Linked DNA regions of Homo sapiens: region 1 is linked to region 2. Evidence: chromatin loops called from intact Hi-C (ENCODE). Cell type or tissue: GM12878. All regions are shown on one strand. Links, peaks and the distances in the headings refer to the core of each region. The heading gives the core; the rest is flanking DNA. Region 1 overlaps TSPAN18 (tetraspanin 18). Region 2 has its middle 8.6 kb from the start of CD82.

Region 1 (2,908 bases), core at 133-2,632, 220 kb after region 2:
CAGCTTCTCTTAGTAAATGCAGAGGAAGTGATGGCAGGTGGCCCACAGGCCTGGGGCCAGGCTTTGGGCTGACTGCTGTCCAGATAGCATCCAGGCTCCTGACCTCAAAACCTCTCTATTCAGGAGAGGTAGCAAGGAGACCTGGGGTGACAGAGTTGGCTCCTTCTGCCTGGAGGTCCCTGTGGTCCTCAGAAGTCACCTTGCAATTGGGGACCTCCCAGCTCTTGGCTTTTGCATGGACAGAGCCTCCTTCATCCTCCCTTCTTCCCTCCTTATTTCCCTCCCTTTCTTCTTTTTTTCTTTCCTCCATTCACTAGGCATCCACTGGGGTTCAGAGATGAAAAACTCCCACTCCCTGAGTTCGAAGGACTCACCACCTGATAGAACAACCAGGTTGATCTCAAAAGATAAGAAAAGTTGAGCACTTTGGTTGTGTGTGTGTGGCTGTTCTTGTTAAGACAATAAAACAATTCAGAGCTTGGAAAATGAAGGGAAAAGAAATCATTCACTTCCTCTCTTAGGACCAGAGCCTCCTTCGTTTCCTGCTTTTGTTCACACTCAGGCATGTGTTCAATAGTTGACACCAGAAAGTCCGTTCAGTTGGGCTTCCTGCTTTTTTTCCCCATCTCTCCTGGCCTTACAGTTTGTGAGATTCCTTCCTGGGCATCACAGGGCTGGAGGGCCCCTACTGTTGGACACTCAGCTGTGTCTAGTGTCTGCTGTCACCTGCATACCTCCTGGGAGGGGTCGCCAGGTACAGCAAATAAAATTAAAGGATGCCCAGCTAAATCTGGACTTCCTATAGACAATGACTCAATTTTTAGCATAAATCTGCCCCAAGCAATATTTGTTCCATGTACTATTTAGGAAGAATCACTGAAAGATTATTTGTTGTTTATCTGAAATTCACACTTCACTGGGCATCCTGTATTTTATCTGGGAACCCCGTACCTGGAGTATCTTTTTGCACGTGTGTAGTCAATGCTGCTTTACTTAATAATAGGGAGAACTATCTGGCTAATATGTTCCTCTCCCCATTTGTTGGGAACACTCTTCCTAACTTGAATCGCTCCTGTTCCTGCCCACACTTCTGGACTGCTCTGCAGCTTAGCGTACTTGGAGGTCACCGAATCCCTATAGGTCCTCTCCAGGCACGTTTCATTGCCAGCCTCCTTCTGGGAGCCTCCGGTGACTGCAAAGGTTTGGTTTGCTCCCTCTAGTGGCGGGGGTGGGAGGTGTACATTTGCACTCCTCTTGGGCCTCTGGGGCTGCTTTCTCCAGCGTCCGCCAGCATCTTTGGCAGGGATGGAAACAAGGATTGTGTTCTTGCCACGCTGGAGGGAGCAAGGGCTTGAGGATGTTGCTCCAGGCTGCTAACCTATAGAGGTCGATGACATCTTTCTCTCCATCAATGAATTTATTTTTCATTCCAAGGCAGCTTTCAGGGTGATAAAAATATAAAGCTAAGTGGCAGACGATTTTTTTATAAAAGTGATTGGAGGCTGGGAAGACAGGGTGTTGCCTTGTGGTTAAATGGATTTTCTGTTTAACTGAGGGTTAAGTAGAAAACTCGTTTTGATTCAACCTCTGTTGTTGCCAATCTTTCTAAAATGTATTAGCTGCTCCCTGGTTTTCCTAAGTGCACCATAATGACCATAATTGAATCTCTCTGCTGGCAGAGGATCCTGTGGGGCGTCTGGGCACACTGTTGTAAATGTCAGTCTTCACCGAGTGGCCCAGTTATTGGGCTTTACAGCCTGCAGTGCAGGCTGGTGTGCTCTGCAGTGGCCTTCACATTCGCTGTCTTCTCATTCTATCTGCCCAGCCACCCTGGGCCGGGACTCAGGAAAGGAACTAGTAAGACCACTGTATAGATGTAGAAACTGAGGTCCACTTGGGGAAAGATTGGCCCGAGTCACATCTGGCTGGTGGAGGGGCTGGGACTGAAGCCAGCAGAGACAGCTGTGGTATTGGCCCTGATTTAAATCCTGGTTCTCACTTGCTGGCTGGGAGACCATTAAGCTTCACGAGCCTTGGTTTCTTTATCTGTGAATTGGGCACGATAACCTTTCCCTACAGAGCTACTGCTGGGGTTAAGGGTGAGGATGTGGGTGGGCTGCAGACCACAGCCGTCATATATTTAAAGGGAAAATAGCACCTCTCCTGAAGAAGAAATCAACATACCAGTGCTGGGACCCTGTGTCCAGCTTCTTTCTGCTCTGCCGTCCTTCTTCTGAGTGTTGGTGGTTTTACAGTCAGAACTTGCAGCTGGAATGTCTGGGTTTGAGCCCTGTCTCTGCCCCCGACTCTCCGTGTGACTACAGTCTGGGCCTCAGTTCCCCGTCTATAAAGTGGGGATAATGATCGAAACCTGCCTCCTAGGGCTGCCATGAGGATTCCAGGGAAGGTAGCTGAGGAAGTGCTGGGTCAGGGCTGGCCATTGTCATCCTAGGACCTGGTTGAGTGTGTCTAGTTTCACCATGCTTCTCTAGATTTGGCTTATATTCTGAGTGTTTTAAAGGGATTGGGTTTGGGACCCAAGCTCCCTTTTGGTGCCCCAGGAGCCTGCATGGGCAGCCTGGGGAGGAGAAAGATACCCCCTCTCACAAGCTGGCTTCCTGCACTGTCTGGCACTTTACCCCTCTCTGGGTGCTTCCCCAGGCCTGGTTCTAAAGAAAGATGTTAAGAGAGACCTGAGGGTAGCTTAGGAGCGGACCTAGATGGGAGACTTCTGCCCTGCCATGGCCCCTGAAGTAGGGTACCCTGCCTGGGGGATGCTGGCCCTCAAATAGCTTCCCTATTTGGGAACTTTTGTGCTCCCCCATATGTCATACATTTCTAGCATCTCAAGAGGTGTTTGTTTTTTTCCATATCAAGGGATCCATGGAGTGAAGAGACCTATGTGTGA
Region 2 (2,908 bases), core at 222-2,721:
GAAGACCCTAAATAGGGACGGATTTTCCATCTTGGATCTGGGAATAACAAAGACACATGAAGCAGAGTCTCACGTGACCCACAGCAATCTTTAGCGGCCATGTAACATAAGTGGGGAATAGGGCCTTTGTTGATATAAATCAATGAGATTTGGGGAGTTCTTTGTTACTGCAGTATAACCTCACAGAAGCTGTGACTCTCCAGCCAACCCCAGCCCCATGCTCAACAATTCAGGGGACTTTGCAAGAGCCATTAAATAAAATTTTTCTGCAAAAACAACTAGATTTCACTTGCCATGCTTATAACTAATACCTACTGTGTTTAATGTTATTTCATCATGATTATTAAATGCGGTGACTTTAGGCCAGCTGTCTCATTGGCTTGTAAATCCCACGCCTCAAAAGTGTCCTTATCTGAGCTGGGTGGGTGTCTGCAGTTGAAACTTGGCGTAGAGACCTAATTCCATGTCTGCCCTCACCTGGCCCTGCAGCCAGGGGGATTAAACTGAGACCATGAGGAATGGGGCAGCCCCTATTCCCCTGCCTCCAAGTCTTTCATCTCCAAGCCCCCAACTTTTTTTTTTTTTTTTTTTCTGAGACAGAGTCTCACTCTGTCACCCAGGCTGGAGTGCAGTGGTATGATCTCGGCTCACTGAAACCTCTGTCTGCAAGATTCAAGCGATTCTCCTGCCTCAGCCTCCCAAGTAGCTGAGATTACAGGCACCTATGACCACGCCAAGCTAATTTTTGTATTTTCACTAAGGACGGCGTTTCACCATGTTGGCCAGGCTGGTCTTGAACTCCTGACTTCAGGTGATCTGCCCTCCTCAGCCTCCCGAAGTGCTGGGATTGTGATTATGGGCGTGAGGCACCGTGCCAGCTGATTTTTTTTTTTTTTTTTTTTTGAGACGGAGTTTTGCTCTGTCTCTTGGGCTGGAGCGCAGTGGGGTGATCTCGGCTCACTGCAACCTCCACCTCCTGGGTTCAAGCAATTCTCCTGCCTCAGCCTCCCGAGTAGCTGGGATTACAGGCTCATGCCACCACACCCGGCTAATTTTTGTATTTTTAGTACAGACAGGGTTTCACCATGTTGCCCAGGCTGGTCTTGAACTCCTGACCTCAGGTGATCTGCCCGCCTCAACCTCGCAAAATGCTGGGGTTACAGGCATGAGCCATTGCGCCCGGCCTTCAAGCCGCTCTTAATTGGCTGCACTGAGCGCTGTGGTGGACACCAGAGGGCGATAAATGCTCATTTTGGAGAAAAGAGTGATGAGGTTTTTGGTTTTATTTATTTTTTTCTCCTCTTTCTCTTCATTTCTGTTGGTAAAAGGAATGACTTGGACACAACTAACTAGTGCATCTCATAGCCCTAAAGTAGCAAATATTGTATGTGCATTGCCTGCAGCGTAAGCAGTGAGGAAACAAACCCAGAGAGGTGAAGGTCACATGTGCCCAAAGTCACATGTTGGAAAGTTACCAGAGCAAGGACTTGAGCTAAACCATGTCTCACAGAGGAGGGCAGTGCAAACATGGCAGTTTTCACAGGGATCATCCTGGAAAGTGGTGTCCCTGTCTTCCCGCTAAGGTCTGTGTGGCCCTGCCAGCTACTCAGAATGCTCTCAATATGAACATGAATTCAGCCAGTATTGCTCCCCGGATTGCAAACTCAGTTCCCCATGGGAACCAGGCAGGTCACAAAAATGAGGGAAGCAGGCTAGATGAGCCATAGGCACAGTGGGGACTGTAGCCAGCTGGAGGTCATATGTCGCAAATAAAGAGGTCAGCCACAACTCAGGTCCATCCGCTGTGGCCCCGTTGGAAGGCACAGCAGGAGGCTCAGATGTCCCTATCCCTATACATCTAAAAATCAACATAAAATTCCCCAATTTTTAAATGCTGGCCACAAATTCAAAACTTTTTCAACTCAACTAAGCCTTGGCCTTCTCAACTGTATAAGGGAGAGAACGTCTACACCATCAGCTTCTTGGGCCACAGGTGTGTTCTTTTAGATCTCAGGCCTGATTCAGGGAAAGATCTCCCCACTGATATAGTGCAGCTCCACCGAAGAACAGCTGTGAGAGTTCCCCTTTCTGCAGCACCTCCTCATCCATCTCAGGGGCTTATGAGTGCAGGCATACATTGCTTTTTATTACGCTTTACAGATAACGTGTTTTTTACAAATTGAAGGTTTGTGGCAACTGAACTGAGCAAATTTGTCCGTGCCATTTTTCCAACAGTATGCACTCACTTTTTGTCAGAATTTTGGATCAATTTTTTTTTTTTTTGAGACTGAATCTCTCGCCCTGTTTCCCAGAGTGCAGTGGTGTGATCTCGGTTCACTGCAACCTCTATCTCCTGGGTTCAACCAATTCTCGTGCCTCAGCCTCCTGAGTAGTTGGGATTACAGGCGCCCGCCACCATACCCAGCTAATTTTTGTATTTTTAGTAGAGACAGAGTTTCATCATGTTGGCCAGGCTAGTCTCATACTCCACACCTCAGGTAATCCATCCACCTCGGCCTCCCAAAGTGCTGGGATTACAGGCATGAGCCTCCACACCTGGCCAGGATCAACAGTTTTTAAGTAAGGTATGCACATTTTTTAGACATGCTATTGCATACTTAATAGACTATGGTGGAGGGTAAACATAACTTTTACATGCATTAGGAAACCAAAAAAATTTGTGTGTCTCACTTTATTGCAATATTCGCTTCAGTGTGGTGGTTGGGAAAGGAACCTGCAACAGCTCCAAGGTGTGCTTCTATCTGGAGACTGAAAAAGCGCTGCCCAGAGTAGTCCCCTTTCTTCTGCTTTGCTCTTCCAAAAATCCCTCCCTAAAGGCGTGGCCGATGGTCTCCAATGTGATCCGCTGGGGTTCAAGGAGAAAATAATAGGACTGCTTTCTGTTTAT

The links. Hi-C counts contacts between places; a loop is a spot of excess contacts. Peaks named below come from ENCODE experiments on the same cell type or tissue, not always from the same donor. Only the 100,000 strongest peaks of a DNase experiment are listed, where the experiment ranks them.
Region 1: it touches region 2 in a loop (5-fold over the local background); 20 of 110 quality-filtered maps call a loop at or near these places.

What each region holds. Positions count from the first base shown.
Region 1 is chr11:44,774,374-44,777,281 of GRCh38, forward strand. All of the region lies in intron 2 of TSPAN18 (tetraspanin 18), which reads left to right. Among named protein-coding and RNA genes, the nearest start is that of TSPAN18-AS1, 39 kb to the left of the region's middle. RefSeq lists enhancers at 1-539, 2,504-2,908. In GM12878, for the core only: a CTCF peak has its summit at 1,226 (motif pointing left); no DNase peak of the experiment used is centred there; H3K27me3 peaks cover 59 bases.
Region 2 is chr11:44,555,599-44,558,506 of GRCh38, forward strand. No RefSeq gene overlaps it. Among named protein-coding and RNA genes, the nearest start is that of CD82, 8.6 kb to the right of the region's middle. RefSeq lists a silencer at 1,107-1,156. In GM12878, for the core only: a CTCF peak has its summit at 1,234 (motif pointing right); a DNase peak (open chromatin) is centred at 1,353.